Regions from separate parts of the Homo sapiens genome. Here region 1 is linked to region 2. Evidence: chromatin loops called from intact Hi-C (ENCODE). Cell type or tissue: OCI-LY7. All regions are shown on one strand. Links, peaks and the distances in the headings refer to the core of each region. The heading gives the core; the rest is flanking DNA. Region 1 holds the start of LINC01814 (long intergenic non-protein coding RNA 1814). Region 2 has its middle 92 kb from the start of LINC01871.

Region 1 (16,065 bases), core at 6,596-11,595, 950 kb before region 2:
GATCTGCCCACCTCGGCCTCCCAAAGTGCTGGGATTACGGATGTGAGCCACCGCACCCAGCCACCACTTTAGTTCTTTTACTCATCCCTGCTGTGAGTTCTTGGCTTGCAGATGTTGTAAGATGTCATAATATTCGGCTATTCCATTAAACAGTGTCTGCTTTGAGTGCCCAGCCCCTCTGACTGCAGTCCTCCAGGGGTAACAATGCCTCTGATGTCCCCTGGTGCCCCGGGAGTGCACTGGTGTTGTCAGGTGAGACTGTTTTAGCTGAGATTTCTACTGTACCCAACTGACCTGACAGCTCTGTATAAACTTCTTCTTGGGATGCAGGAAACGGGCTATAGGTGTATCCTAATGATCCTACGAGGCTGTGGCTGGTGCATATTTCAAAATCATCTTCCAGAGCAATATGAATCAATAGCTAATGAGCCATCTATTTTTGCCCTCCAATGACTATTCTTGTAAGGTGGGAAAGGATGTGGCTTCTTAAAATGAAAAAGGCATCACAGCCCTTTGGTATCTCACACCATCAACCTTCCTTCCCCTCCTGTATGAGCAGCAGCATGGTCAGGATGGTGTATAGCTTGGAGGAGGGAAAGTAAGGGCTGCTCTGGGGCAGGGAGGGTGACTGAGATCAGTCTCACCAGGTAGTCCCCTCCTTGGAGAGAGACCCTAGAGCCGCATGGTCTGGGTTCAGATTCCAACTTCCCTACTTAGCGCTGGTAAGATGGTCCATGCAGCCACCCTTTGCCTTAGTTTTTCCATCTGTGAAATGGGAATGATATCCGTGAGGTGGCCCAGTGTGTTAGTACAGGCAGGGGGCTCCCAGCAGCACCCAGCATGCACTAAGATGTTGTTGAATAAGTAGAAGCAGGGACCAGACTTAGAGATGAATGAGGCTGCAGAAGCTGGGGGGAGACTTACGCATTCTTCTGCCTCCCTCCTTGAGTCACCATTTGGGTGGCAAAATTGTTCTGGCTGAACTGTTTCCGAGGCTTTTGACCTTCTGAGGACCTGTGGGGCTTGATGGGGCTGTGGAGAAGCCAGCAGGGTCAGTGCGGGGCCTGAGCAGAGGAGGCCAGGTGGGTTTCTCCAGGGTTGGTGGCACAGGGGCCTGAGCAGAGGAGGCCAGGTGGGTTTCTCCAGGGTTGGTGGCACAGGGTTCCACCAGGCAGGCCTGGCTTCAAACTGGGCTCTGCCATTTACCAGGTTCCCACCTGCCCCACTGGATCCTGGTTTCCCAATCTGTAGAATGGGGATGACTTTATACCACAGCATAAAGCCTTCAACTCGTGTTCACCACTGAGACAGACACTGGGTATTTAGACTAGAGCTTGGGACCCATATACAAGGGCTGCTAGGGCGGAGCTCAGGACTGAAGCACTACTTACGTGAGAAGGCGAGAGGCCCTGGAGGGCTTCACCTGGTTGTGCCTGGTCCCTGAAGCATTCAGGTTTCGGGTAAAGCCCTGGGCACAGCTCTGCGGCCCTCACATTGGGGGGTCCCTGATATGGAGGGCTGGTAGCTCACGCTGCATGTCACTGCGAGCCAGCTAGGAGGCTGTTGGAAGATGGCCGGAGGGAGAGAATAAGTTGGAGACCGAGGGGACAGCCATGGTCTGAGGACCACTGCTGAAGGAGATCCAACTACTTTGCAGAGTGGAAGAAGGACCCAGCAGCCATTTTGTGCCGTCGGGACAGGAGGATGGGGTGGCCGTGCTGCCGCGGTGGCCACAGGTTACATCCTACCTGGCATCTTTCTAAGATGAAGAGCTGCAGTGGAGGAGGGGCCCCCACGTGGGTGAAAGTTCCTCTCCCCTGCAGGCCTGGGAGGAGGGAGGGGAGGAAGCTGGAGTGCTGCCCCCTTGGCTGTCTGGAGCTCATCTGCTCTGCCCCCGGTCGGGGAGGTGACCAGGGAGCCGAGGGGGCCTTGGGCTCAAACGCGAAGTCCCGTTTTGAACGGTGCCACTTGCACTCCAGATGTGAAACTCCAGATGTGCTCCAGACCTCACTTTTTCTTACTTTAAAGCAAATGTGTTTAGACTGGGACTGTGTTTGACCTCTCAAATTCCAGGTTTTAGGTTTGCTGCAAACCTGTCCTCAACGTGGGGCTGTTTTCAGATTTGAAGGTGAGCTATCTTGACCTGGTTCACACCTTGTCTTGGTTTGACATGAGCTGTTCTGGCTCCTGAGGCGTGACCTGACCCGGACCCCGTTCGCTGCCCTGTGAGGCCGGCACGGGCCACCTCTGGCAGCGCTCGTGCCTGGCCATCACCCTTTGATTTGGTCCCACCGGCCGCCCCATGGCTCTAGCTGTTCCCCCACCATGAATCACAGCAGCCCTCGCTTCGGATGGCTGCCGTGAGAAGAAAGTGAATCAACCCAGCCCCTTTGGCTTTGAATCCACTGCTCTGTCTCCTGGCTCCAGGCCCCTGTCCTGCCTCCTGGACTGGCTTGGGGACCTCTTTGGCTCCCTCAGATCTACCATGGCCTCCCCCAGGGGTCAAATGCGAGTTCCACTTTTGGAAGAGGCCGGTCCAGCCCAGCTGGACATCCTGAAGGGGAATGGAGCATCCCAGGCCAGGCAGCCTCTACAGCTGCCAGCCCTCTCATGGAGCCCAGAATCTTCTCCTGCTCTTCCAGCCAAGGGGGAGGCCCCCTGCTTGGGAGCTCCTGGGGGCTGTGGCTTGATAGCAGCAATCTCAGAGGTATCTGGTGTTACTTGGGTGTTGCTGTGGGAACCTCACCACTCATGGGTTACCCTTTACACTGGTGACCTTTTCTTTCGTGTCTGAGCAGGATGACATCTCAAATGTCAAGAACTTTAATTTTCACTTAGCAACGTCCCTGTGAGGTGATTTCCAGCCAACTTGGAAGCGGAAAGTTCAGGCATTTCTGAGTGGGTCGAATAATAACAATTTAAAAAGGATCCTCAAACAAAATGAAAAAGGCCCCAGAAAACCCAGACTCTCACCGATCCCCAAACCCCGTCATGCTTCTGTTTCCTCAGGAAGGTGACGCGGTTTCAAGCTCTTGTTGCATGTCAGGTGCACTGGCTATAGTGGGAGCTGGTGGCACTAGTGAGTGGGACGTTTCAGTTCTAAATGGATCAGGGAAGTTGCATCCTCCCCCATCTCCACCACTCGCTTGCCTACCGCAGCCTCTTTCCCCACCCCCCACCTGCAGGTGTAGCTGCTGCTGTTTCTCCCGAGGCGGCCACTGAGAGCCACAGTGTTCTCCCCTCAGGGTGCCCTTTGGCTTGTTGCTTGTGGCTACTCAGCCAGGTAAGACAGCGACATACCATCTTCTCAACATCTTCCCCAAGACCTGGACTAACTGTGGCATCAGACGTAATTGGGGTTTGAATCCTGGCTCTGCAACTTCCACATGGGTGGCTTAACTTGGCCAGGCGCAGTGGCTCACACCTGTAATCCCAGCATTTAGGCGGGTGGATCACGAGGTCAGGAGATCGAGACCATCCTGGCTAACACGGTGAAATCCCGTCTCTACTAAAACTACAAAAACAAAATTAGCCGGGCGTGGTGGAGGGGGGTGCCTGTAGTCCCAGCTACTCAGGAGGCTGAGGCAGGAGAATGGTGTGAACCCGGGAAGCGGAGCTTGCAGTGAGCTGAGATCGCGCCACTGCACTCCAGCCTGGGCGACAGAGTGAGACTCCGTCTCAAAAAAAAAAAAAAAAAAAGTGACTTAACTTTTCTGATTGTCAATTTTCTTGCCCATAAAATAAGGAAAAATACATTTTAACCCGTAGAGTTGTTTCAGAGATGAAACGAAGTGACATATGAGGTATATTTGATATGACAGTCAACACCAGTTAAGGGTTTATCCTGTGCTGGTCACTATTGTAAGCTCTTCTAAGCACTGTGTGAACTCATTCATTCTCCTCTAATGACCCTTAGAGGTAGGTAACATTATTATTATCTCCATTCTTAACATTTTCTAAAAACAGTTATAGTGAGAGAAATTAACGTACTATACAATTTACCCATTGAAAGTGTACAATCCATTGCTTCTTGGCATATTTTTAAAAATTGTGGAAAAATATATAAAGCTTATCATTTTTATAATTTATATTTTATAATTCATATCAGAACCTGGCGATGTGAATTATATTCATAGGGTTGTGCAGCCGTCACCACTATCAACTTCCAGACCATTTTTATCCCTCCCAAGTAGAAACACTGCACCATGTTATGCCCATTCTACAGATGAGAAAACCGAGGCACAGAAAGATGAGGAAACTTGTTCAAGGTTATGCAACCAGTGTCTGGCAGAGCCCGTGTGTGAGCTCAGGTCATTTGGCTCAGAGCTGGTGCTCTTCACCTGCAGGAGGAGCTGGGTATTCTGTAGCCTCTAACTGAGAACCCATTCCGTGCCATGCTCTTTCCTTCGGCCATTGTAACAAGGCTGCAAGACAGACAACGATTGCTGTTCCCATTTTGCAGCTTAGGAAACCGAAGCTCAGGGAAGTTAGACAACTTTCTCAGGGTCACAGCCATGGTGAGCGGCAGAGCCAGCTTTTGACCCCGGGGTCTCACTGACCCCAGAGTTCACAGCAGAGTCGCAGAGCTTTCCTGGTGTCCAGCTTAGAGAGCACACAGTAGGTGCGCGGAGTGCGAGCTGAGCTGCCCTTCGAGATGCAGTTCCGAGGGAAGCCTAGGCCCGGGAGACCCCAGCGGGTCCTGCAGATAAAGGAAAGTTCTCCAGTCAGCCCCGGAGGAACGCTGATCCCGCTGATCCCGAGGCAGGGCCCGAGGTTCCTGTTCGGGGCCTCCCTGCTGTGAAGGAGTCCTGGACCCCCGAGAGGTCCATGGAATTCTGCAGGGGAAGGCCTGATATGGAGGCCTGTGGAAGTCACCGAGGAGCCCCTCTCATACCACCTCACACTTATTTCTTCAGGACTTCAAAGTGCCTCGCCGGGAGGAAACCATGGGGGTCTGCCTGAAGCTGTTAAAGTAGCCGGCAGGATTCGATGTGTGCCCTGATTGCCAGGGTAGGGGCGGGGGGTGTAAAAGAGAGAAAGATTATACACAGGCCTAGGAATGATGAAAGGTCTTAAGCAATGAGGGGGACTTGAAAAGAGGCGACCAACAGGTCGGCTGGTATGCCTGGAGACGGGAGGCGGTGCGTGTGGAGAGTAGCAAGCTGTGCGGAATGAGGCTGGGAAGGTGAGCCTGGAGGCCCTCCCTGAGGCTGGATTGTGGGAGGAGCGGTGGGCAGGACCTTGAACATGACCCTGCGAGGCGGGCCGGGAGGGGGCGTGGCATGCTGCGGCAGTGGGCGGGCTTTGGCTGGGGCTGGGCATAGTCACGGCAGTGGGCGAGGTGTCGCCTGGCCCCGCCCCGTGGGTCCCACCCCCGGGGTGCACCCCCCTCCCTGGAGCTCTGGCTGCGTGCTGGCTCCCAGAAGAGGAACCTGCTGCAGGCGCCGGCGCGGGCGGCGAGGACGACCTGTTTTTCTGACCCAGCCCGGAAGCGCTGGTGCAGGTGGTCTCTGAATGAGGGTTCCTCTTTGCCTCTGATGTCTGGAAGGGGAATTCAGCAAGAGGGACTCCAGTCTGGAGCTCTGACCCCAACTTCCTCAATCCAGGCCCTCAAAGAGGGCGGCCTGTGTCACCGGGCGCCGGATTCCCCGGGGGGTGCCCGGGGTTGGGGCGGCACATTCCCACCTGGAGTGCCCTCATGCCTGGCTATGCCGGACCTGCAGGGTCACACCCTCTCTCTGGACCTTTCCCTCCCCTGCACCCCCGCCCACGCCCCAGGCCCTCTGCTGCTTAAGCCATGGCCCTGGGTCTGTATCCTGACCTGGGCTGGTCATTGTTCTGCATTGGGTAGTTTAATTACAACTTTCTCTGCGCTTATCTGGTCTATGAGCTCGTGATCGCAGGGACCCTAGCACAGGGTCTGGGACTTACTGAGAGATCAGTAAATGTTCATGGATGGTGGACATGGGTGTGTAGGATGCCGGTCTCCTCCCCTGAGAAGGGGCTTGGGCAGAGGAGTCCCTAGTTCGCCAGGAGCAGCCTCGCCCCACCTGACCAGGCCTGGGACAAACCAACAGGTTGCTGTCCTGGAAGGAAAGGGGTGCCTCCTTCCACCTGGGGAGGCTGAGCTGCTTCTCTCCTCTTAGGCCCTGTGCTGCAAGGCGCCCATACCTCCAGTCCGCACCTCAGGAGTCCTTCCCGTGTCCTCTGGGAGTTCCTGCCCATGCTGGCTGAGGCCCCAGGTCTGCCTGGGAGCAGTCCCACAGAGGGAAGGTGGTGGAGGAAGGGGCAGGGATGCTGGCTGAGGAAAGGCCCTCTTTCCTACGATGGCTGTACCCAGGAAGCCGGCCGCAGGTTCCCTAAGCCGAGGCAGCGCTGGCTGTAGTTTCTCTGGGCTCCTGGGCTGGTGCACCTGCCCCTGCCTTCAGAACGGGCCCCTGTGCATGGCTGGCATCTGTGATTGGGGGTAGTGCGTGTTTCTGAGTAATGTGAAAAGAGCAGCTTCTTTGACTTCACCATTCCTAGAAAATGGCCTCAACTTGCTGGAAGAGTGGGGACAGAGGGTCTCAGTTTCTCATGTGAAGCTTGCAGGCCATTGTCTTCAGCACCCAGCATGTTTTGGGGCCTTTGAGGGACTTGAGGGGCTTTTTGAGGAACTCTGGGCATGGGGTTTTAGCCGAGGCTGAAAGTGGAGTTCCCAGGCTGCTGTGCTGAGTCCCAGCTCCCTGCAGCCTCCTGGGTCTGGCCACGTCCACCCGCCCTCCTCCTTTCTCCTGCAGTTGTGCCTCTTTTCCCTGCTGCCTCCTCAGCCAAGCCCAGGGAAGGACTTAAAGGGCAGTGGAGGGGGAAAGAGGCTGGTGGCCTTGATGCCTCTAGGCAGCCGCCTGTTCTCTGGGCTCTGGGCCTGGGTGCCCAGGGAGGATGAGTGTCAGTGGATTTATTTTGCATCAGAAGGAACAGACTGCTCCAGATGCCTTTTCTGGAGTGTTAGGACTTGGGGCAAAAGAGATGGGCCCATCTCCTGAGTTTAGTGCCTGGAGTTTGCTTTAGTGCTAAAGCAAGAAGTAAAAATGGGATTTAAAGAAACCAAATGGAATCACAGTCATGGAGTGTCAGACCTGGACGATGCCTTGGTGACGAGGTGACTCCCTTCCCTTGGCAGAGCAGTGGAAGAAACTGAAGCTCTGAGAAATTCAGGGATGTGCTAGAGGTTCCAGAACTAGGCCTGGAACTTTCTTCGGGGTTCAGTGCTATGCCCGAAACAGTGGAAGGAGCCCGCAGTGTGGCACAGAGCCCCTTCAGAGCTCCAGCAATCTTGAGCTTAGCGTATGAGTAGACCCTGGAAGCCAGAGGACTGCCTGCCATCTCCCCAGAGTTCTCAGGACCAGTGCTGCTGAGGTGATGCACTTGAAGTGTGTGTCCACAGTGGTCAAAAGTTAGCGCTGGGGCCCTGTGCCCTGGCTCCCACATCTCCAGGTCTGGCCTCCATCGGCCCCTCCCTTTCCTTTGTGGCCTTGGCCTTGGCTTATCAGTGTCTCTGCCAGGATGTCCTCATCCTAGAGGGTGAGCTGATAAGGCAGTCTCATAGGATGCAGGGTTGGAAGGTGCCTCAGGGACACTTCAGCTGAGCCCTCTGTGAAAACACCAACCCCTGCAGGAGGTGGCAGGCGGAGGGGCCCAGGCTGCACTCAGGCTGTAGGAAGTTTGTTTCTGTGTTTGCCCTCCCCATGGGCTGCACCATCCTCAGTGCAGGGGCTTCAGCTTCCACACCTAGCACAGTGCCGGCCTTGCTGGACACTCAAGAAAGGTGAGTTCCCTCCTGCTGGCTGCCTCCGCCGCTGTCTCACCAGCCTGGGTGCTGGGTGGTGCCCGCACTCCTGGTGTGCTGCCTGCCTGCTTGCAGGAAGTCCTGATGCCAGTGCACCCTTTGCTTGAAGAGCTAGTGAGCTCCCTGTGGGAGGTGGGGCCTCCTAACAGTCTCTCCGCACATCCTGCCCTGCTCCTCCCAGCTTCCAGATCATGGAGGATGCCCCCAGCTGCTGACTTGTACGCAGTGGCACTGCAATTTCCAGAAGAAACCTCAGACCTGAAGAATCTATCTGCCCAGGCATCTGCCCCTCCCACCCTGCTGAGAGTCCCTGTCCTCTCTGGAGCTGGCCTCCTGGGGCCCTTTTCCTCACTGTCATGGCCCTTGGGAGACTTTCCTTCTCCCTTCCCTAGGAGGAAGCCCTCAAGCCCCATGTCGGTGACCCTGGGGCAGCTCAGTGTTTCCTGCCTCAGCAGCTCTGCCCACCTCCAGTCCGTCAGCAGATTCTCCCTTGCTGGTCTGGCCTTTCGCTCCAGCAGTGGCAGGCACAGCTGCCCACGTATCTACTCCTGTGTCACCTGCAATCTTGTCCCAGAAAGAAAGGCTGTAAGGATGTTCTCATCTGCTCCATTCTCATGCTTAAAGGGCAGGAAGGACCGTGGGACCTCCCCTCAGGGTCAGGGCCTGATTGGACACAGTCACCAAAGGGCTCCCCGAGGGAGCTTCGTGAAAAATGCCTGATTGTCACATGGTCACAGAACAACATAAGCCATAATGCTATCGTACCATATACCACTCATTTCATGTACTAATTTCCTATTTTGTCGTATGGAAAATATTTGACAATGCCTCTAGGGGAACATTCGAGTGTGCACTGGGGGTGGTGCTGGTGAGTGCCTGCTGGAGTGATCTGTGCGAAGCTGCATGCTCACCCTTTCCCCCACCTACCCCACTTCCCTGAATGTTGAGACTCATTTAAAGTCGCAATTTTTTTTAAGTCTCCTTTGCTGAGTAGCAGAGTTTCGCCTTCCAAGCGTGGATGATCGATTCAGAAGTTCAGTTGTTCATTCATTAAATAAGTCAAATTTATTGAGCACCTACTATGCACCAGGTGCAATGCAAGATAGGCTGTGGGGTACAACAGTAAATGAGACTGGCACAGCCCAGTCCTCATGCAATTGTGGGTCCGTTGGTTTGAGTCCTAATTCTGCCATTCGCTCTGTAACCCTGGGCAAGTCATTTAATCTTTCTGAACTTTAGTGCTTTTATCTATAAAGTGAAGATTGGAATTCTTGCCTCACTGAGTTTTCCTGGTACATAGTTGACACTCAATAAATGGCAGCTATTCTTTTTACTATTTTCCAGGCCTTGAGCTTCCTTTTTTCTTCTCGCTGTGGAAATTGCCTGGAAAGCTATGAACTGTTGGTTCTTGAATCAGTTGGCTGCCCCGGATGTCTGAATCCCTTGGAAGGAACCTGGAGGAGTTGGCTGATGGGCTCCAGGTGCATGCCAGGCTGTGGATCTGCCGAGCTTCCTAGTGACCTGGAGTCTGAGCTGCAACTATGTTCTGTTCTAATTTCTGTGTCTCTGTATTCTTTGTAATTGGGCCACGCTCTTAGACAGCTAGAGCAATTAATGACCTTGAGAAATGATCCCAGCGCTGAATGCAGAATCCTGCTCTTTTGAAGTCAGCCACTTTCTTTGTGGGTCTAAACGTGTTTGTGTTTTCCCCTCTTGGGCATGTGCCTCCTCCTTCAGCTTTGATGCTGCCTCTATAACAACAGGGTTTAGAATTATTAATTCCTCTGCACAGCAAGGTGCAGTGTTATTATACAAAAAGGGGAAAATATAATTGCTATCTTGAGTAATCATTTTCTGAAGGCTGAAAGTGTAACCTTTAATTAATATTTCATCTGCAGCCAGGGTGGGTAACTTGAACAGGGCCTAAAAATATTCCTGTCCCAGTGCATGGAGAAATCATGAACTGTGCGACATGGAGCCAGTGTGTGCTATTGAATTGTTGGCAATTATTTCTAAAATTAAAATGTTTAACCACATTAACCCATAATAAAATGGGGGGAGAGCTATAGAGGTGCAACTCTTTACTGAGTAGGATAAATGTGCAAATTCCTGGCATAATTTGTCTCAGCCACCTGCATTGGGAGAGCCATCTCACCTGCCTGAGAAATGAATTTGGGGCCCAGGGGCCTGGTGGGCCAGGAAGTCACTGATCAAAGCTTGGCTTCCAGGCGGTGGCTGTGTCCACCAGGCACTGTGCGGGCTGGAGTTGGACTTCTACAGGTCACTGGGTTTAAGGGTGGGATGGGAAGCACTGTCTTTGGTGTTTTCCAGAGCGGGGCACTTGAGATGTTCAAAGTGCTTCCTGAGAGACGGCCAAAGGGTGTTCCCTGGGTGGCCTGGGAGTCCAAGAGACATGTACTCTGGGGCAGGAAGAGGGCAGGTGAGTACCTGGCTCAGGGTCTGCTGGGAGATGGAAGGAGGGAGCCAGTCAAGGGCAGGAGGAAACGGAGTTGCGAGTCATCTGGTGACCGACAGTGATTCTGGGTGACTTCCATCCCGGCCTTAGGGATTCCTCTGGATAGGATCACAGGGCTGGCTCTGGCGAGGGTACAAAAGTCCTTAGTCATGCGCATGTACATCAGCACAGCTTTTCATGGTATACGCATCATCTCACTGACAGGTGCTACCGGATCACCCTAACAACCCTCTGGGACCTGTGGCCATGTGTTCACAACAGCAGCCATTACAGGTGTTTCCTGAACTCTTGTCGCGAGCCTCTGTCGGCTCCATCTCATCGATCCTCCCAGCAACCCACAAGGAAGGTGAGGTTTCTTTACAGATGAGGAAACTGGGGCGTTTGGCTAAAGTTGTTGATTTGCCAGAGTCCCACAGCAGTGGGTGAGTTGGGACAAGAACTCAGTGGCCTGCTGGGTAGTGAGGACTGTGCAGAATAGTCTGGGTTTGGGGACCCCTGTGGGGCACATGTGTGAGGCTCGCTGCATGTTGCATTCGCTGGCCCTTCTGGATCTCCCTTGGGGTCCCCAGGAGTCCTCACCCAAACCTAGGACCCATCCATGCAAAGGGACACATCTCTTTATCAACACCATTGAGATGATTGAAAATCCTCCTGCTCGTAGGACCCTGGAGTTGCTGTGTTTCTGTGTTGGGCTTGTTGAGTCTCTCTTGAAAATAATATTGGCTGATGGGTTTATTGCCATTTTATTGATCACCAAGGGAATGGTCTCAATGATTAACCATCTTGAGATTTCTAGACATGTTTGCCAGCCCTGGTGTCGTCAGGAATGCCCTCAGCAGGGAGAAAGGCTGCTGGATGTGTAAATGGCCACCCCTCCTCCCCCGCTACCTGCTCCTCAAGGTGTAGGAGGCTGGAGAGGAGCAATTAATTTGATTTTTCTTTTTCTCTTTGGAGAGAAGAGTGTTCTGTGCCATGTACCAGGAAGCAGGGAAGAACAGGTGTGCTGACGACAGCTCATCTGCAATTCCCATGCTTTAGTTCACTCGATCTCACAGCAGCCCTGCCGGCTGGTGTTCCTATCCTTCCCATTTTATACAAGGGGAAACTGAATCCTTCAAGATGGGGCACCAGCCAGGGCACTCCCGTCAGTACAGAGAGCCAGGATTGGAAGCCTGCGGGGAGCCGACCTCCAGGACAGGCAGTGGCTCTCGGTCCCTCCGACCAACACTGGGACCTTGCTCTCCTCACTGTGTTGATGTGGGCTGCTTCTACCAGCTCCACTCCAGCTCATAAAACCACTTCTAAGAGGTTTAACAAGAGTGACTTCATTTTATTTTTCTCCCTTACTCATTCCTTTTTTAAAATTATAAAGCAATACTTGCTTACAAAAAGTTTAAGGAGTTTTCTTCCCTAATCATCTCTCAGAAGTAACCACGGTTAATAACTTGGTGTATAGTGTTCTTCCATGCAAATAGGAATCTTTAAAGATATATAGAGATATCTATACACATGTGACTTTTTATTGATACAAAATGAGCACATATAAGCATATATGTCACAGCAACTTTTGTAAAGGTCAAAGACTGGAAATACCAAACACGTCCCTCAAAAGGGATTCAGTGGAATAGATTATGATGCAGACATTTAATAGAATTATTGTTTGGTCATTAAAAAAAAGAGGCAGCTCTCTGTACAGATATGAGAACTCCTTACAACACATTGTTAAATAAAACATTGTATGCACATCATCAACCCACTTAATTTTCCATCACAGCTTCACAGAGAGGCAGATGCCACACAGGCCACCCACCCAGATGCAGAGCCAGATTCCCTGCGTGGACTGGACGGGAGTTTCCCAGCTGGAGTTCTCTCGGCCAAGCTGCCTGTGACATGGGGTTGGAGGTGCTCCAGAGAGTCATGGCCACCCCTGGAGGAAGTGACTTGTGGCTGACTGCTCAAGGGGAAGTCCTGTGGCAGTGGAGTCGTCAGCATTAATTCAAATAAGGTAAGTACTTTGGCAGGGATGGGGGAGGGGCTGAAAGGTCGGGAGTAACTGCGATGACCCCAAACTTGAACTGAAACCTCTGGAAGGGCATTGTATTCGAACTGTTTAAATGACTGCACGGAATCATCTCGTTTTTACATCAGCAGAAGCCTAGGTTCAGAGAGGTGAAGTGACTTGTCTGAGGTCACACAGCACGGTAGTGATTGGGCTAGGTCTGAGGGCCTCTCTGGGGGTGCATCTGAAGTCTCTGTGCCTCAGGGAAGCAGGAGGAGTGGAGATTGGGGCTGTGGCCAGGCTCTTCCCAGCCTTTCTAGGCGTCTCTCTCCTCTTCAGTGTCATCTCAACTTTCCTTTCCCTCCGTTTCTTCCTCCTCTGCCTACAACACTCTTAGTTTGTTCTAAATGCCCCCTTGTCAGAGTTGAGGAACTTGGGGTGACTTGCTGAAGACCCTGGGTGAGGATCCTGGCTTGATGCATTCTTCTTGGAACCCTTGGCTGTTCCTGGGGTGTAAGTGTGTGTGTATGGTGTGAGTGTGTTGTGTGTGTGCTTTGTGTGTGTGGTTTGGTGCCTGTGGTACGTGAATGTGTGTGCATGCACATGTGTGGTGTGATGTATGGAGTGTGTGCACAATGAGTGTGTATGGTGTATGTGCAGGCATGTGTAGAGTGTGCATGTGTGTGTAGTGTGAATGTGTGGTATGTGTATCTGCACGTGTGCAGGGTGTAGCTGGTGTGTGCTCACTTGTTTGTGATGTGCGTATATGTGCACATGTGTTCATGCATGTGTGTACTTGTGTGGGGTATGCCTGTGTGTGCCCGTGCATGCACGTGTGTTTATGTGTGTGTATACGTGTGTGCAAGAGGAAACAGATGGTGACTTCGCTACAGCATTGTTTAGCTGACCCCAGTGCAGGAGCTGCCCTCACCATCTGTGTCCCCCTTTTCGGCAGCCCCAGCCGGAGTTCTGCCTCATGCCACACGTGGGTCCATTCCCGCGGAGTCTGGACTCTGGGTTAAGAGAGGTAAGCGCTCAGAAATAGTAAACCACTGTTTTCTTGCCGGCTGTTTGCCCTTATTAATTCAGGTAGCAATTACCCATTCTGAATATTTGGCAACTAATTAGTTTTCCCGTGGAGATGGCAGAATGAGGAATGCTCTGCTCTGACCTGATCCACTTTCTCAGTTCCCGGGGGCGGGGGTGGGGGGGCTAGGGGAGGGAGGGCACCGAGCGTGGGAGTGAGAGCTGCAGAGAAGTCTCCTCAAAGCCCGGGATGCCCTTTAGCTGCCGGGGTCTTGGCTAAAAATCTTTAGGAGGATAAAAATAACCCACCCGATGTTGGTTTTGTTGGGGCTTTCATGTCACGGGCCCATTTCCTCTGTGGGTGCAGCTCCTGGCAGTGCGCCGGATAACGGAGGAGGTGCTGTCAGCGCAGGCTGAGGGCTGCTCTCCAAGCAAAGAGCCTCCTCTTTTGGGAACCGAGTCCCTCATTTGGACTCGGGATCCATAGGAGACTGGAACCTGGACTGCAGGGACCCGACGCTCAGGGTGAGGGCACCCCTCAGACCCCAAGAGAATGGGGCCTGTGGAACACGTAATTCGGGGACAGGTTGGAAGAGGCACTCAGATGACCGTCTGGCCGAGCTTAGCTGGGAGTTGAATCAGAGATCGTTTCTTAACAACCACTAAGCCCCTTGGCCAACATCTGGCCTATATTTGCCTTTTTAGCTCCTGAGCTTTCTGCTACTGGGAAGAGTTGTCAGTGACATGATCTGGTTCCCGGAGGCACCTCTGAGAAAGGGTTCTAACTGATAGGAGGGTGCATGGACCAAGGCCAGCTCAATCCAGCAGCCTCCTGCATTGGAACAGCCCTCGGGCAGGAATCTATTTTGGGGAAGTGGTAGATGGATGAGCCAACCCATTGCACTGCTTGCTATACCTTTTCTGGTGGTGGGGAGGGGGCTCAGACTACCGTGGGGAGTGAATGCAGTTCAGGGCACCACAGACCAGCCCGCTGGCGGGGGAGGCTGCCTCCAAACGCCTCCCCGCACACTATGTCTGCAGGGATGCAGAAGCCTGTGAGTCACAGGCCTTCTTTCTGCCCAGCACAGTCATGCATTTGTGTCTGTGAAAGGTGCTCTTTGCCCGATGGGGGCTAGGAGGCCTCCAGGCCGATGTCCCCACCCATAGCTGTGTTTTAGAGCCTTGTCTTAGCTGTGGGCAAGACTGGCTGCCCGCCTTCCTCCTTGGACACAGGTCCTCTCCAGAACCTGAGGTGGGCATCAGCATTCTCAGACTGGCACCGGCTGGCTGCATGCCCCCTCCTTCTTCTGTGTCCCTGACACTCAGCATGTACCTGTCCGTCTGCACGCAGCTGGGGCCGGCTCCAGTCAGCTGCACACAGTTTGCCCAGCTCACCTACTTATTGTAGTTCAAGGCCAGGGACCCTGCCTCCTGTGTGTCTGGGGTTTCCCCAGGGCCTAGCTTTCACTCTGGCGGCCCTAGCGGGTGGCCGATGCTGGGTCACGTATTCGGACTGGTTTCCCTAAACTGCGGCAGCTGCAGTTCCTGTACAGATAGGCTCAGCGAAAGTGCCGGAGCCTTGGGTTCAGACCTGGCAAGTCCCGGTTCTGCCGGTTGTGTGTGACCTTGGGCAAATTCTTTCAGCTCCAGGAACCTCGCTTTCCTGGCGATTGCTGTATTTTGGGGGTAGATGACACGCATATTTGTCATTAGAGAGAACCACATGCTCCGGTCCCCAGCGGCGTGCAGGGGCTTCAGGGAAGAGAGTGTGCGGAGGGTGACCTTTGCAGTTTGCAGCTGGACAAGTGGCTTTGGGCCTCCCTGTAATCCCTCACGTGTCTGTAGGGTGAGCAGGCGTCACTCCTTCCTCCCTGGAGCTGAGAGAGTTCTCCTGCTTTGGCCGGGAATGACCGGCTTAGAGCTGAGGTGGGGGTGACACCCAGGTGTTTTCCAGGTCACCCAAGGGACAGGGTTGAAACAAGCACCATCCCAGAATTCCCAGGCTGGGACGTGAAGTGGCTTTGCGGTGCAGACCGGCTGTCTCGCGACGTGGGCCACTGCTTGCTTCCTCCAGGCCACACCTGACCTCGGCCTAGGAGTGAGCTCAAAGCTGCACACACAATCCCTTCAGCTGGATTGGGAAATGCAAAAACACCAGGTGCAGGGCTGTCGGTTAGAGTTTCCATTTACATTACCTGGGGCTTTTCTGTCCGGCTCGCCCTTCCCCCACCACCTTGCACAGGCCTTCACTCCCACAAGCCCAGGGGGTGGCGGTTCTTCCCAGACAGTCCACCTGGGGAATGTGAGCACCAGGCAGGCCTGGCCTCCCGCTGCAGACAGGACACACAGCTTCTGCGGGGGACCTGGCTCTGGCTGGGGAATTTTGACCTGCAAAAGGCAGACAGCCATGTGACAACTGTGGAGGCCGGGATCCTCGGTCCAAACCCCTCATTACCTGGGTGGCCCTGGGCAAGTCAAACCACCTCCGATTTCTCCTCTGCACATGGGGATGTGAATACTTCCTTAGAGGCTAGTGGTGGGGATTAAATAAGCAAAGGATAAGAGAGGGGCCGGAACGGTGGTGCTTGATACGTGGTGGCTGATGTAATCATCACCCCAGCGTTCAGTGCAGGCTGTCTGCCTCTGGCTTCGCGGAGCTGGCACAAGTATCACCTCACTGAAATGGCATAACGCTCTCATAATGTAGACATTATTCTTCTTGTTCTTTCCATTTTA
Region 2 (16,065 bases), core at 5,261-10,260:
TGCCCCCCACCACACAGGAAGTGCCCTTCACATCCCACCATGATTCTGAGGCCTCGCCAGCCATGAGGAATTGTAAGTTCAATTAAACCTCTTTTTCTTCTCCGTCTCAGGTATGTCTTTACCAGCAGAGTAAAAATGGACTAATACCGTAAATTGGTACCAGTACATTGGGGCGTTGCTGAGAAGATATCCAAAAATGTGGAAATGACTTTGGAACTAGGTAACTGGCAGAGGCTGGAACAGTTTGGAGGACTTAGAAGAAGACAGAAAAATGTGGGAAAGTTTGCAACTTCCTACAGACTTGTTGAATGGCTTTGCCCAAAATGCAGATGATGATATGGACAATAAGATCCAGGCTGAGGTGGTCTCAGATGGAGATGAGAAACTTGTTGGGAACTGGAGTAACGATGACTCTTGTTATGCTTTAGCAAAGAGACTGGTGACATTTTGCTCCTGTCCTGGAGATCTGTGGAACTTTGAACTTGAGAAAGATGATTTGGGATATCTGGCAGAAGAAATTTCTAAGCAGCAAGAGGTGACTTGGGTGCTGTTAAAGGCATTTGGTTTTATAAGGGAAGCACAGCATAAAAGTTTGGAAATTTGCAGTATGACTATGAAATATAAAAAAGAAACTAGATTTCTGGGGAGAAGTTCGAGCTGGCTGAAGAAATCTGCATAAGTAGCAAGGAGCCTAATGTTAACCTCCAAGACCATGAGGTAAATATCTCCAGGCCATATCAGAGACCATCATGGCAGCCTCTCCCATCACAGGCCTGGAGGCCCAGGAGGAAAAAGTGGTTTCATGGGCCAGGCTTCTTGTGCTGTGTGCAGCCTAGAGACTTGGTGCCCTGTGTCGCAGCCACTCCAGCCATGGCTGAAAGGGGCCAATGTACAGCTTGGGCTGTGGCTTCAGAGAGTGGAAGCCCCAAGCCTTGGCATCTCCCACATGGCGTTGAGCCTGCCAGTACACAGAAGTCAAGAATTGAGGTTTGGGAATCTCCGCCTAGATTTCACAAGATGTATGGAAACGTCTGGATGCCCAGGCAAAAGTTTGCTGAAGGGGTGGGGCCCTCATGGAGAACCTCTGCTAGGGCAGTGTGGAAGGAAAATGTGGGGTCAGAGCCCCCACACAGAGTCCCTACTGGGCCACTGCCTAGTGGAGCTGTGAGAAGAGAGCCACCGTCCTCCAGACCCCAGAATGGTAGATCCACCGACAGCTTGCACCATGCACCTGGAAAAGCCACAGACACCCAACACCAGCCCGGGAAAGAAGCTGGGAGGGAGGCTGTACCCTGAAAAGCCACAAGGGCTGAGCTGCCCAAGACCATGGTAACCTACCTCCTGCATCAGCGTGACCTGGATGTGATACATGGAGCTAAAGTTGATCATTTTGGAGCTTTAAGATTTGACTGCCCTGCTTGATTACAGACTTGCATGGGCTCTGTAATCCCTTTGTTTTGGCCAATTTCTCCCATTTGGAATGGCTGTATTTACCCAATACTTGTACTCCATTTGTATCTAGGAAGTAATTAGCTTGCTTTCGATTTTAGATGCACATAGGCAGCATGTACTTGCCTTGTCTCAGATGAGACTTTGGACTGTGGACTTTTAGGTTAATGCTGAAATGAGTTAAGACTTTGGGGGACTTTTGGGAAGGCCTGATTGGTTTTGAATTGTGAGGACATGAGATTTGGGTGGACCAGGGCAGAATGATATGGTTTGGCTATGTCCCCACCCAAATCTCAACTTGAATTATATCTCTCACAATTCCCACATGTTGTGGGAGGGACCTACGGGAGGTAATTGAATCATGGGGATTATGATTCAATTAAGAGTGAATTAAGTTTCACAAGATCTGATGGATTTATCAGGGGTTTATACTTTTGCTTCTTCCAAATTTTCTCTTGCTGCTGCCATGTAAGAAGTGCCTTTTTCCTCCTGCCATGATTGTGAGTCTTTCCTAGCCATGTAGGGCCACAAGCTGAATTCACCCTCTTTTTCTTCCCAGTCTTGTGTATGGCTTTAACAGCAGCTTGAGAATGGACTAACACAGGCTCCATGCCTCCAAACAGCATCATGTGTTGGATATTCTTATGACCACGCTCAGGTCTAATGATTTTCTAGAAAGAGTCATAAATTCTGAAAAGCTGTCCTTCTCATGCTTACAATTCATTAGCGTGAAAGGATACCAATTAAAATAAGCCAATAGAAAAGGAGCATAAGTTGAAATCTAGGAGAGAACACACATGAGCTTCCAGTTGTCTTCTCACAGTGGAGTTGTATGGATGGCACTTAATTTTCCCAGAAATTATGTGTGACAACACTTGCAAAGTTGTCAACCAGGGAAGCTCCCTTGAGACTTGGTATGCAGGGTTTTTACTGGGGGTCATTCATGTAGGTAAGCAATGCCAATAACTAACCTTAGCTACTCACCCCCAGACTCTCTGGAAGCCAAATTGACACAGCATGACTGAAAGCCACCACTTACAAAGCATATACAAATAAGCATTCACCATAAACTCCACTGTTAGCAAAAACTATCTGGCATGGCCCCAATCATAGGTACACAAAGAAACTCTTATCAGTGAGTTTATTTCAAAGGCTCAAGGCAACTGCTGGAAGCTAGTCAAGGGCCAGTCTTGAAGACCTTTGGAATGTGGAAGGTTTGGGCAACCCAGGGCTGCCACGTTAACCCTTACTACACTTATTAGATATCTGGATCTTTAAAGTCTCTTTTCTAGTTACTAATTCTGGCATTCAAGGGAAGAATACAGACTGAAAAATCAACCTGAAATTGGGAGAAAGTATGTCTCTTTTAAATCAAGGTAATGATGTTACTTAGTGTTGATTTTGATGATGAAGATGGTATCAGGGCAAATTTAAGAGTGATATAATAATTAGAAACAAACAAACTAAAATAGTTACACAGTTTTTAGTACCATTTCTACCTTATCATTTCTGTGATTTGAGGAAAATTCTTCAGTTCTCAAATCTTTCCTTTTCTAATCTATAAAATAAATCCAACAAAGATGCTTTAAGAATTAAGTCAAATAATGTAAACAAAAACATTGCGTTTTTGGTAGGCTTGGTAGGCTACATTCTCCAAAAAGTGTTCAGATTAAGACGACAACATCATTGAAAGGAAGAGAAAATCATTGAGAGAGAGAACAAGTTAATAGCATTTAGTCTATCATAAAATTTCACATTCTGGTACATATAGAAAATGATTATCTGTTTACAGCACCCTGGAGTAAGGAGAGCCTACAGGTAGAATTGGACAAAGGATCTGGAGTTGTGGATGTACTAGGTCTCTGCCCTGCCATATCCTACCTGGCCTATTAGAAAGCTAAAGGGATCAATATCTTGTCATATATGTTACCAATCATTGACAATTGAGTGAGAAGCTCTGCATTAGACAGCTGAGAGATTTATCGGACCTAGATGTGATGTATAGGGTCAATTTGGGAAGGAGAGAGAGATTATATCATAGCATAAACAACTTGTTTGATTCAGCAACTTCTATTTATTCTGTTGTCCACAAGAAGCCAACTCTGTTCTGATGTCTTCTTCATAGTTTAGGGAGAGGAAAACAAGAGGGAAGCAGAACGGGAAAATTGAGGTACAGTATGGATATGAGTTGAAATGGACAGATAGATGGACAGCTCCATTTAAAAATTTTCATGAAAGATTAGGGGATCAGACAGTTTAGTTTCTTGATTTCCTTTTTTCCCCCTAAACATTGCTGCTGGCAATCTGTAGAAATCTAAGATGAGATAGTTAACTTCTGTTAGACAAAGTCAGTTTGTTTGTTGTTGTTTTTTAATTAATGAGTTGAGTCATATTAGTATTTATCAACTCTTGCTACATGTTAGAATCACTAACAGAGCTTAAAAAACAAAGCACAATAAAAACAAACAACAAAAACAAAAGATGAAATTAGGGCCCCATCTTTATCCCCAGAGATTCTGATTTAATTAATTAGAGATGAGCCGTGGGATGGGACTTTGGAAAGTTTGCCAAGCCATTCTAATATCTGGCTACTGAGCTAGTAAATCAGAGTCATTTTACTCTATTATCACTAAGAGAATTTGTAGCAATAATGACAAATGACACAAAAGAAACAATAAAAAGGAATGCAAATGCTAACCTTTGAGTGAGTGACAAAGTTATGAGGGCTTTTCAACATTCTGAGGACAATTTCAATATAATTTTGGAAGATAGTGAAAGGGAGAAAGTCTTCATGGAAAAGGAGGCATTGGAGCTTTGTAGTAGATGTGGGGATTCAGCAATATGTCTATGGAGAATATATCAGTATAAAGACTTGTTTCTCATACCTAGGGAGATCAACTATCTCAGTTCACCTGGGACTTCCCTGGTTTAATAACAGAAATTCTCACATTTCAGGAAACACCTCTTCCCTGGGTAAACTGATAGGATTTGTCATCCAATGCACACAATTTTACCTTTTCAAAACTGGATATAACTTTTGGCTAAACTGATGCAGGTGTAGGAGCAACAAGGAACACACTCACAACCAGCGGCTCTTTCATTGGCAGCTGTTTAGAGCTGTCTTAAAACTAACCAATGGATTTCTTAAACGTAATAAATACATAGATGAATAAATGCAGAGAGAAAGAAAGAACGAGAGCTCTCCATGTAGTTGGTATTTACAGTCTGAATTGATTACTGTCTCTAAGCTACAGATGAATTAATGTCAGTGACTGCACTAAAATTTTACCTGACTATTTAAGAAGCAATCACATATCTATGTATCTCTGAAGGTCCTGCCTGTGCCTCTGCTACACACTGAGGCTTTCTTGGTGAATAATCTTTTTATGCTTTCTTGAGTAGAGATTACAAAAGGTTTGGAAGACCACTAAATACTTAGCGGTATGACTGAGGCAAGCACAAAAAAGCAGGAGGTGGGGGAGGAAATCCTTCCTTTTCATTCTACAGAAGGAAATCAGAAATTACACTGACTTTAGTGCGTCCTGAATGTTGGGAGGCATCCCTGCAGCACCTCTGTGAGCCGTATTCTGTGCTGTGGGCTTCTTCTGCCTACCCTTTGGCAGTCCCCGTGGATATGTGCTCTTCATCTCCAGATAGTGTCCATTCGTCCAAAATAAAAAATATTTATATTCAGGCTGGGCGCGGTGGCTCACGCCTGTAATCCCATCACTTTGGGAGGCCGAGGCGGATGGATCTTGAGGTCAGGAGTTCAAGATCAACCTGGCCAACATGGTGAAGCCCCATCTTTACTAAAAATACAAAAATTAGCTGGGTGTAGTGGCAGGCGCCTGTAGTCCCTGCTACTCGGGAGGCTGAGGCAGAGAATGCTTGAACCTGGGAGGCAGAGGTTGCAGTGAGCCGAGATCGCACCACTGCACCCCAGCCTGGGTGGCAGAGTGAGACTCTGTCTCAAAAAAAGAAATTTATATTAAATAAAATTATTGATCCTGAATCAAGGATTTATCTACTGTATGCAGCTCAGGGATTTATCCACTGTAAAATCCAACAAAGCCTTTATCTTATTTTGTACTCTTTTTGACTGGTGACAATATGTAGCTGTATTTTTGAATAGACCACAAGTAATCAGAACTTCATGGGTACTTTGAATAGTGTCAGTGCAGAAGCAGCCACTTTTGTGGAGACTGTAAGCAAGTGTGTTATGCAGCTTTTGCTGGGTTTGTTGGGTTAAACAACAAGGACTTCCATCAGTGATGTACACATACACAAAAAGTTGTATTTTATGCTCTGGTTGTCTAATGGCCACTGTGGTTTGCCTGTAGTTCCACTCTGCCTGTCTTTTCACTGGGGGACCCAGGCTCAAGGAGAAGCCTCATAGGAGGCACAGCCTTCTCTTGGCAGAGACAAAGTACGAGAGAACTGGCAGGCACGCAAAAAGGATTTACGCTACTCCTTTGGTGAGAACCATGCGCCTTGGCTCACTTTCCATTTGCCACAGGAGGTCATATGGCCACGTGCCCCATGAGTAGGGCAGGGACACCTCTACCCCCACACAGGAGGTGCTGCAAGTCACACAGTAAGGAGCTAGGACCCAAACATCATCTCACAGGAAGAACAAGAGAATAATCAGAAACAATAGTGCAATCCATCACAGAAAGCTCTTTCACCTGCCTCAGCCTATGCCTCTTGCTGTGAAGTGTGGATTATAAACCCCACTTGGTATGGTGGTTGTGAGAATTAAGTTATATCTGCATGGATGGCATCTAGGAATGATGGCTGGCTCCTAGAATATTGTGCAAAATACACATGCCCTTTCTCTTTCAGGAGATTTTCTGACACATTTAGGGGCTCATAAGTTTTCATGAATGTTGGGAAACACCTAGGTAAGAGGACCACTCAGCATTGATGAGTGAAATACTGATTACCTGAAAGAGATAACAGTGAATGTGCGGTGCAGAGCGAGAGTGGCTGGGGTCGGAGGCTTCATAGCTCCAGGGTTTTCGGTAGACCAAATTGACAGTATCCTAGGAATTCAACTAGAGTGGCTCCCTGAAAGCTACTAAAGACATTGCTCAGAAGGATTAGAGGATCTGTTGAGTTCTACCTTCTAAATTGGACACATTACTGAAGCTGGCCAAGCCTCAGTTTCTTCGCATGTAAAAAGGGAATAATTATGCCCACTGTGAAGGGTGATAAGGAAGATCACAGATCATGTAAGTATACCACCAACATATTATGGTACTCAACAAAATAATTACTGTTAAAAATAAGACTCAGGTCTGGAAGCAATTTAGCACTTTATTCTCAATGCGTCCTGGGTGTGAGACAAAGAAACTCTGGCTAGAACTGTATTGGCAAAACTTTTGAACCGATTTCCAAATGGTTCTTAGAAATCCTGCTCAGTGTACTTAGCTAACTAAAAGATTCCAGAAGCCATGTCTTTTAATCCATTCATTTTGCAGAATAAGAAAATTGAGACTCGGACGACAGAAGTTGTTTTCCACATTTTATGTGGCTAAATGGTAAAAAGAATTGGAAAAACTAGAACACAGATATCCTTAGCTGGTGCTGTGTCCACCCTGTGACTGTTCTCCATCAACCTGGTCTATGTTCCCCATCAACCTTATCTAAAGAGGCTTGCAACGTAAGAAGGGGAAGAGAACTCTGTGAGATGACTTGAAGATGTTTAAAGCAGTCTTAACTCAGCAAAACATTTGGGAAAAATATTTTTTTATTTTGGGCGAATGGACACTATCTGGAGATGAAGAGCACACACCCACGGGGACTGCTGAAAATACCAGGGAAGGCAGAAGAAGCCCACAGCACAGAATATGGCTCACAAAGGGTGCTGCACGGATGCCTCCCAACATTTAGGACACACTAAAGTCAGTGTAATTTCTGATTTTCTTCTGTAGAACGAAAAAGAGGGATTCTTCCCCCCCTTTTTTTTGCTTGCCTCAGTCATACCACTAATTATTTAGTGGTCTTTCAAACCTTTTGTAATCTCTACTCGAGAAAGCCCTGAAAGATATTAATTCTTAGCCATGTGCCTCATAAATGAAGGCCATTCTGCTATACTTAATGACAAGGCTGAGGCAGCAAGATGTCATTTGCTTTTTTCTCGGTTTTTAAATTGCTTTCTAAATGAACTACAGCTGTGAGGGCCAGGTGCTGTGATCCCTTTAGAAAGATCAGGAAATGATGAAATCCAAAATTTCAAAGTGTGATGGATGTCAGCTCCCGATTTGGTGTGTGTGAGGTCACCCCGTGCACCTGGTGCCATCTCCACAACAGAATTACTTTTCTGTGGAGAAAAAAAAAAAAAGGACAGCGAGCGAGGGAGAGGGAGAGAGAGATGCACATGTCTAATGCGAGTGCAACAATAAGAGAAACAGTTTATAATTATCTCTTTGTTTGCTCCTCATCTAGATGGAAATGGTGAAATGTGCGGCCTCCCCACCCCCACCCCTTCCCCATTATAGGTGTCGTTGCTGTATTAAATGCAAGATTTTTGTGGATCACAGAGTTGGTGTGGTGGCAACTCAGAAGCCACTATGAAGCAAATGACATGTTATAGTGATGGGTGAGGGATTGAGAGAGATTGAGAGAGAGAGAGAGAAATATCATTAAGAGTCTTTTTTCACTTAATTAATTAAAACCAGCACTCTTCCTACCAAGAGCACTGTTTGCTCTGGGTAGCCTCGGCTGAATCTGAAACTCAGTGGGTGCTATCTTTGAAGGTGGACAGCTGGGGTCAGCCATCCCCCCGGGCCCCAAGGAGAGTAAAGACTGCTTCACACCCAACTCGAGCATTACTAGTTACTCATTCTTCTTGCCCAGCTTGAGACTCTAGGTGAAACCTGTTTATGAGACCTTGTTCTTGCAGTCATCCAACAGAGGAAATAAGGAATGATTGTGCTTATTATCTCTAAGCACTGACCCCCCCCAGGATGTGTATTTGTCAGAGCTGGATGGCTTCCAGGTCAACCCCATTTTCTCTGGGACATCTGCCCAGTCTGCCCCCAGGAGGAGTGGGGACTCCTTGAACTCCCGTAGCCCTTCTGCTCAGAATCGCTGCTGGGGCGTTGAACTTGACTGCCTCATGGGCAGATGGCACAGGCCAAAGCATGGGGCAGGGCTGGGGTTGGCTCTCGACCCTAATCTCACTATGTGCTCTTGGGAGAGTTGTTTAGCCCTCTTGAGTCTTAATTCCTCTCTTCTCTAAAATGGGGACAGAAATAGCACATGTTTTGGTGAGGACTCACTGAACACTGCATATGTAAAGCACCCAGTATAATGCTCTGCACAAAGTTAATGATATAGAAACATTAATCTCTGCAATATCAATGTCTCTTATTCTCTGCACTTAATGCTGTAAAGAGGAGCAGAAAGCACAAGATAGTTAAGACACAGGAGACAACATGCAACTTCTAGTTCCTGCATTTTCGGAATATCCAGCATTACTTTGCTACCGTAGCCTCTGTGGGCCTTAGTTTCCACATCTGTACAATGGAGTCAATATTCAACTTCATTTATCTTTACAAGGGCAGAATGAGATAATTGATGTCAAAGTTCTTTGACTTTTGTGAAGAGAGAAATGATGGGCTGAAGGAAGTTGACAGGAACTTGGTGTAATCCCCCAAATGAATGGTGACTATTCCCTTTCCTTTCACAGCATCTAGCTGATGTCTGGATCTATTTCCTCCATCAATACTCATGACCACCCCACATGTAATTATGAGAATTAGGCAGAGCTAAGTGTGCCCTGGGGAGGTGTGACAGTGGAGAGCATGAAGAAGAAGATACAGCTCTAATGGATGTCAAAGACTTAGGATAGAGCATGATCCCAGCCAAAAGGTAAAGCTCTCAAAACCTAAATAGAGGAACCAAATACTGATTCCTCATTTGAGTGGTTTCAGACAAAATAAAATAAAATGTTATCATAAAGCTGTAGCCTGAATGAGAGGAAATTGAGATGTATTTGAATAGCGGAAGGTCTAAATATCTCAACTGCTCCTTTGAGAAGTCTTTGTGTTCAATAGCCATAAATGTAGAATTATGTCCTGTGTCATATCCAGAGCTATCCCTGTGGCATTCCAGATTCCAGAGAAGAGGTCTGGAGATACGAGGCTCGCCTCCACCCCCCACAAGATGACATCATGTGGTTGATACTGATGATGTCATCAGGGAAATGGGCTACAATGGGCATTCCGAATTTGGGAAGAGGCTTGTGCTAAGGAGGTAGCTGTGCCTCACTACCACTCATCCCAGAGTTGTACCAAGATGCTTGGAAGAATCAGAAGCAATGATTCAACCAGTGGGAGGCAGAACCTGTCCCCTGAGCTCCAGCCCCATGTTTCCTCTGGACATTGTACCCTTCACCTCAGCATTCCCAAAACTGATGTCATTGTTTCTCCAAGAACATCCTCTCAAGATCTGTTAGACCATCTTCAGTTCCAGCCACTTTCTACTTCAATGAGCACCTCCCCTCTCTTTATCAGAACTCAAGCCCCGGTTCAGAACACAGTTTAAAAGGGTGATCTTCAAGTTCATTAATGTTTAAACATACTTATTCTCTTCCTTCTCTTCCATATACCAAATAGTCAGACCGAGACCACTGTCTCCATGGCAGAAAGCAGAGTTGCTCCAGTACCACATGGAGGCATGGCTGCCGAGTCACTGATTTGAGAAGTGCTGAGTTTGCCTCCTATGTGGCCACCCCCTTTTTCTTCTACACTGATTAAAGGTGACAAAGTGACCCTGGCTGAGGATGGAACTCATGATTTGATTTTTGAATCCTAGATGAAAAGACAGATAGAAATGGTCTTTAAAATTTGCTGGCACGTTTATGCTTCTTACCAGGTAGAGGCCTATATTTATCTCTCATGCAGACTGTTTTTTGTTCTGGGAAAATCACCCAAAGGACCTTTAGATATGCAAATGTAGATCAAAAACCCTCTTCTGGAATAGATTTAAACTGCTGTGAATAACAATTTGGAAGTTTCTCCTCATAAGGGACAAAGCTACATTTCTATGGGTTACCTTCTATTAAAAAACAAACAAATGAACAAACAAAAAAACCTTTTTTTCCAGATCCAGGTTAAGATGCACCTTTAAAAAACATCGCTAATTTTAGAAGAGGAGTGTGTGTGTGTGTTAATGTTCAAATACATGATCTTGGAAAATCAAGAGTAGTGGACCCCAAAGCTTGCTTAGAAGATGTGAATACCTGAAGAGGAGAGCTTAGCAAGGAGACTGGGCATGGGTGGGCACTGTTGACCCTAAGAGGCTGGGCATGGATGGGCACTGTTGACCCTAAGAGGCTGGGCATGGATGGGCACTGTTGAACCTAAGAGGCTGGGCATGGATGGGCACTGTTGACCCTAAGGCTGGGCATGGATGGGCATTGTTGAACCTAAGAGGCTGGGCATGGGTGGGCACTGTTGAACCTAAGAGGCTGGGCATGGATGGGGACTGTTGAACCTAAGAGGCTGGGCATGTATGGGCACTGTTGAACCTAAGAGGCTGGGCATGGATGGGCACTGTTGAACCTAGATTTGGAGACCAAGCCATAGTGCTCTTGCAATTTCTAAGTCTTTGGGGTGTTCTTTGGGGGTAAATAATTTCCCTAACCCCATCGTTCATGCAAGCGGTTTCAGGTTTACCTTGTGCTGCTTTTCTCAGTGTCTGCTCATATCAGTCATATTGGTCAAAACTCCCTTTAAAATTGAGATGCCCAGGAGTGAATATGCAGCCTAGCCAGTACAGAGGGGAACTCAACTATGGTTGCTTTATTTATTTATTTATTTATTTATTTATTTATTTTTACTTTTTTAGAAAGAGTCTTGTTCTGTCACCAGACTGGAATGCAGTGGCACGATCTCAGCTCACTACAACCTCCTCCTCCCAGGTTCAAGCGATCCACCTGCTTCAGCCTCTCAAGTAGCTGGGATTACAGGCTCCCACCACCATGCCCAGCTAATTTTTTGTATTTTTAGTAGAGACAAAGTTTCACCATGTTGGCCGGCATGGTCTCAATCTCTTGACCTTGTGATCGGCCTGCCTTGGCCTCCCAAAGTGCTGGGATTACAGGCGTGAGCCACCGAGCCTGGCTGGTAGTTTTATTTTTTAAGAAGCTATGCCTCTATCAGTGTAGCCTAAGAAGACATTCTCCTTCTTGGGTACCACATTGCAATGTTGACTCACACTCAACTGACTAAATTTATGACAGATTAAACTCTTAAATATAGTCTTCACATTTCAGAGTTTAAGTTGCTTTCTTAGAATCCAGTATAAGACCAAATTTCCCACCCATATTAAACTTAACTTTGTTAGATTACTTCCATCTGTTTTGATCTTTTTATGACCCATAGCAGGGCTTGAGGACACAGCTCTGTCATCAAACAATTTTATCTAGGTTGGCATTGATCTATCAATCAGCATCATTTGGGGCAGAACCCTTCATCCAGTGATAAATCCGTCTGGGTTTACCATCACCCAGATGTATCCCTGTATTTAGACCAAAATGTCACTAGAGGTCTTGCAAAGGTCCTTTTTGAAATTCAGATCTGTCTTCTTATTTTCTGGAATACCTGTTTAAAACTCTAACGCAATTAGAAATACAGTAATCCTTACATACATATGTGAAACTTAGTCTCTGGGTATAATGTCTACTCTATGAAGGCTCATATACACATGTGAGCTTACTTGGGATTTCCAGCAACTCCATGAAGAGAAGGAAGACATCCCCACCCTCCCCCATTTCTATTTTACATGTGAGAAAGTTGAGAATCACATTGATCAGTTTTGACCAGAATCAGAATCACAGACCCACACACAGTTCACCTCTGGTCCCTTTTTGGTGTATCTAATTGGGATTGGACCCTTTACCTACACTCCAGCCCAAGCTTTCACAAGCCATGGGCCAATCATCAACTTGGCCTGTTCTAAACAGTCCCACAAAAATACCCAGAATTGTAGTATTCCAATGCTGTCAGCCCCCGAGGGTTCACCTCACTCAGCCTCTACTACACTCCAGAAATCCCTACTACAACTCTTCAGGACAGGGTCAGTCCCCTCTGAATTTACACTGACTCTGGAAGGGGGCTCGTGTTTTCAGGAGGCTGTCCAATTCACAAGTCTGGCCTGTTGGCAGCACCTTCTTCCACAACAGACAGGGCAGTGGGCTCTTCTACCTTCTGTTGGGTTCTGATTCTTTCCCTGATAACTGCCCAGATTATGTCTTCTTGATTTTTAGGTATTTAAAAAATTGCTTTCACATCTCTTCTCCAGACAACACAGTCCCAAATTATCTAACCAAGCCACCAGTGGACCAGTTCTCAAGCCACCTCTCAGCTCTCCCCCTTCCTCTCAGTGAGCTCCAGCTTTTCAGCATCGTAAAATGTGACACCCATCATTAAACAGAAGGCTCCAGATGTGCTTTGACTGGCACAGAATTATTTTATCTTTTGTTCTGGTCCATGTTGCTCCCTAATGTTGTTTACTGCTTTTTCTGTAATCGTTATTTCATACTGGAGATACTTCTGATCTTGAAATCCCTAAAGCCAGGGACCTTTTTTTTTTTCCCTTCATGGAGCTAACAGCTCTGGTTTCCCCTGATCTGTATGCCTGTACTATTGATTGCTGGGTCTTCAATGCTGGCTTTCATATTTGTCCTTGTTAGATTTTATCCCTAGGTTTGCCTCATAATTCAATCTACTGAACTCTCTGAACTTCAGTACATTTGCTCTTTAATATTTATGTGTCTGATTAACATATCTTTTATATTTCAGCAAAATTCTGGATAAAAATACAGGAATGAGTCCTTGAGGCCATGTTTATCTTTCTTGTTATTCATTGTTTCCTTTCACTACTCTTACCTATCCCTATATCTTTTGATGCAGGACGTAAAAGAGATTTATACCAGTCAGGACTGTTTAAGACACCTTGGGGGATAGGGAAAAACTCTAAGAGCTTAGTTTCTAATTGATGAAACAACTCTAGCACAATTAAAGGCAACCGGTAGAGAAAAATTAGGTAAGACCTTGTTTTAAATAGGCTTCAAACATTTTAAAGACTTAGAGGAGAGGATCGAAAGAACCAGGCGGAGATTTTTTTAATTTTTTTTTTTTGAAGAATAGGTAGAATTTGAACTTAGATTTACATATAATTCAAATACAATGTATTATGTATTAGAAGAAAATTAAGTACTCACTGCCAACTGCTGCAGAGATGGGAATATGGCTCTAGTAAAATTAGTGTAAGTTTGATATGGTTTGGCTCTGTGTCCCCACCCAAATATCATCTTGTAGCTCCTGTAATTCCCATGTGTTGTGGGAGGAACCTGGTGGGAGATAATTGAAACATGGGGATGGGTCTTTCCTGTGCTGTTCTTGTGATGGTGAATAAACCTCATGATATCTGATGGCTTTCAAAACGAGAGTTTGCCTACACAAGCTCTCTCTTTGCCTGCCACCAACCACTTACGATGTGACTTGCTCCCCCTTGCCTTCCATCATGATTGCCTTCCCAAGCCATGTAGAACTATGAGTTTTGCATCATACCTCTTTCCTTTGTAAATTTCCTAGTCCCGGGTATGTCTTTATCAGCAGCATGAAAACGGACTAATACGAAGTTTAAAGAGATGGCTACAAGTCAATAACATATGGGAGAGTGCAGAATCAAGAGCCAGGCAGAGAGGGGACAGCATTTGAGTCTTAAGGATCTAACTTCATACACTTGTTCATTCATTCACTTAGCAAATATTTGTAGAGTTCCTGTTATATGGCAGGCATTGTTTTAGGATGCAGCAAGGCATGAAACAGACAAAATTGCTGCCTGACTGGAGTTTATAGAAATGTACCAGGAAAGAGAAAAAGGAAAATCTATATTTGGTAGGAGAGTGAAAGTACTAAGGAGGAATATGGAGCAGGGGAGGAAGACAGAAGATGTTAGAGTAGGAAGGAGTACTTGAATTTCATTTTAGATACGGTGCCCACGGGAGGCCTTGCTAGGAAGCTGAAGAAGTGGGTGGGGTGTGAGTCATCATATTCCACAGGAAGTACGATTCAGGCAGAGGGAATAGTGAATGTCAAAGCTTTAAGAAGGTAGAATGCCTGTAGTATCTGAGGAATAGCAGGAAGGCCAATGTGGTTGGAATGCATACAGCAGAAACACAGATGGGGGAAAGTGACAGTATTGGAGAGGTAGCAGGTTGGTGGGTGTAGATCAGATTAGCCTTATGGGTCATTTTAACAACTTTGACTTTCATTCTACATAAGAAGAGGAGGCATTTCAGGATTTTGAAGCAACAAATAGAATGATATAACATTTTAATGAAATTAATCTGGTCATTAGGCAAGAAAGGGCAGAAGCAGGAAGATCACTTTGGGTAGGAGGTAGTGGGTTTATTGGCTAGTTATTGCTGCATAACAAACCACCCAAAAACTCACTGGCATAAAACAATAAGCATTCACTATTACTGGACAAGTCAATATGCATTCACTATTACTGTACAAATCAATGGCATAGTTCTTGCTCAGTTGTGCTCACACAGGGGTCTACTGTTAGCTGTAGGTCTGGTGAGCACCTCTGCTAATCTTGGGAGTGGTTCTCACATGTTTGCTGGTTTATTAGGCATAGGCTGGTCTAGAATGGTCTCCACTGGGATAACTGGGTTCTCCTCCAGCAGGCTAAGCTGGGCTTATCCACATGCAATGGCAGGATTTCCAAAACGAAAAAAGTGGAGTAAAGCTTAGGCTCAGAATTGGCAATTATCTACATTTTAAACAAGGTGCAGTCATGGTTTGGGTCCGCATGTGTGTCGCGGGGTACAATTTACCTCTTAATTCGAACAAACGCAAAGAAACATTGCATAGTTGATGGTTACAGAGAGAGTTTAAGATTGTGGTCATTTTTGTAATCATTCTAACACAGGGGATATCCAAGTGAGAGATGAGAGTGGTTTCCATAAGAGTAGGATCAGTGGGATGATGAAAGTTATTGGATTCTAGGCATAATTGGAATATAATGGATTCAAATATGAGAATGAGTGTGATGGAGAGAGGACTCTAGGACAACGTTCAAGTTTGAGGCCTGCAGAACTAGAAAGACAGAGTTGCCATTTACTGAGATGAAGAAAGAAGAGAGGAGTAGTTGGGAAGGACAATTGGGAGTTCAGCTTTGTACACATCAAGTTTGAGAAGCTTATTACATGCCCAAGAGAAACTTCCAGTAGGAAGTCGACGATGTGAATGGAATTCAGTAGTCGGGGGATGGGGTGGGGTCTGCTGATAAGCTTGGGAGGCATTGCATATAGGGTTTAATGCTGCAGCGTTTGAGGAGATCCCCAAGGTAGTGATGTTGATAAAAATGTGAAGAGATACAAAAGTGAAATTCTGGGCTCTCCTACCGGAAATGAGAAGGAACGAGCACAGGAGACAGAATTAGAGACCACAGCGCAGAGCAGCTAGAGATGAACAAGCAGATTGTGCTTGATGAGGCTGGAGTGCAACGTCTGGAGGGAGCAGAAGATGAAGCTAACAGAATAGATTGAGACCATCAGCAGAGCCTTGCATTCCTCTGCATCTCTAGGAAAAT

The links. Peaks named below come from ENCODE experiments on the same cell type or tissue, not always from the same donor. Only the 100,000 strongest peaks of a DNase experiment are listed, where the experiment ranks them.
Region 1: it touches region 2 in a loop (2.9-fold over the local background); 1 of 110 quality-filtered maps calls a loop at or near these places.

Annotation. Positions count from the first base shown.
Region 1 is chr2:8,573,155-8,589,219 of GRCh38, reverse strand. It overlaps LINC01814 (long intergenic non-protein coding RNA 1814), which reads left to right and starts at 5,428. Exons shown (of 6, transcript NR_110257.1): 1 at 5,428-5,503; 2 at 9,173-9,309; 3 at 10,509-10,650; 4 at 12,079-12,309. RefSeq lists enhancers at 1,236-1,888, 4,132-4,810, 4,811-5,490, 14,228-14,277, 14,298-14,347 and 1 more and a silencer at 5,168-5,537. In OCI-LY7, for the core only: CTCF peaks have their summits at 8,555 and 8,756; DNase peaks (open chromatin) are centred at 7,829, 7,949, 8,489 and 10,539; H3K4me3 peaks cover 4,193 bases; H3K27ac peaks cover 5,000 bases.
Region 2 is chr2:7,626,200-7,642,264 of GRCh38, reverse strand. No RefSeq gene overlaps it. Among named protein-coding and RNA genes, the nearest start is that of LINC01871, 92 kb to the left of the region's middle. RefSeq lists an enhancer at 7,326-8,003. In OCI-LY7, for the core only: no CTCF peak of the experiment used is centred there; DNase peaks (open chromatin) are centred at 7,664 and 8,264; H3K27ac peaks cover 1,868 bases.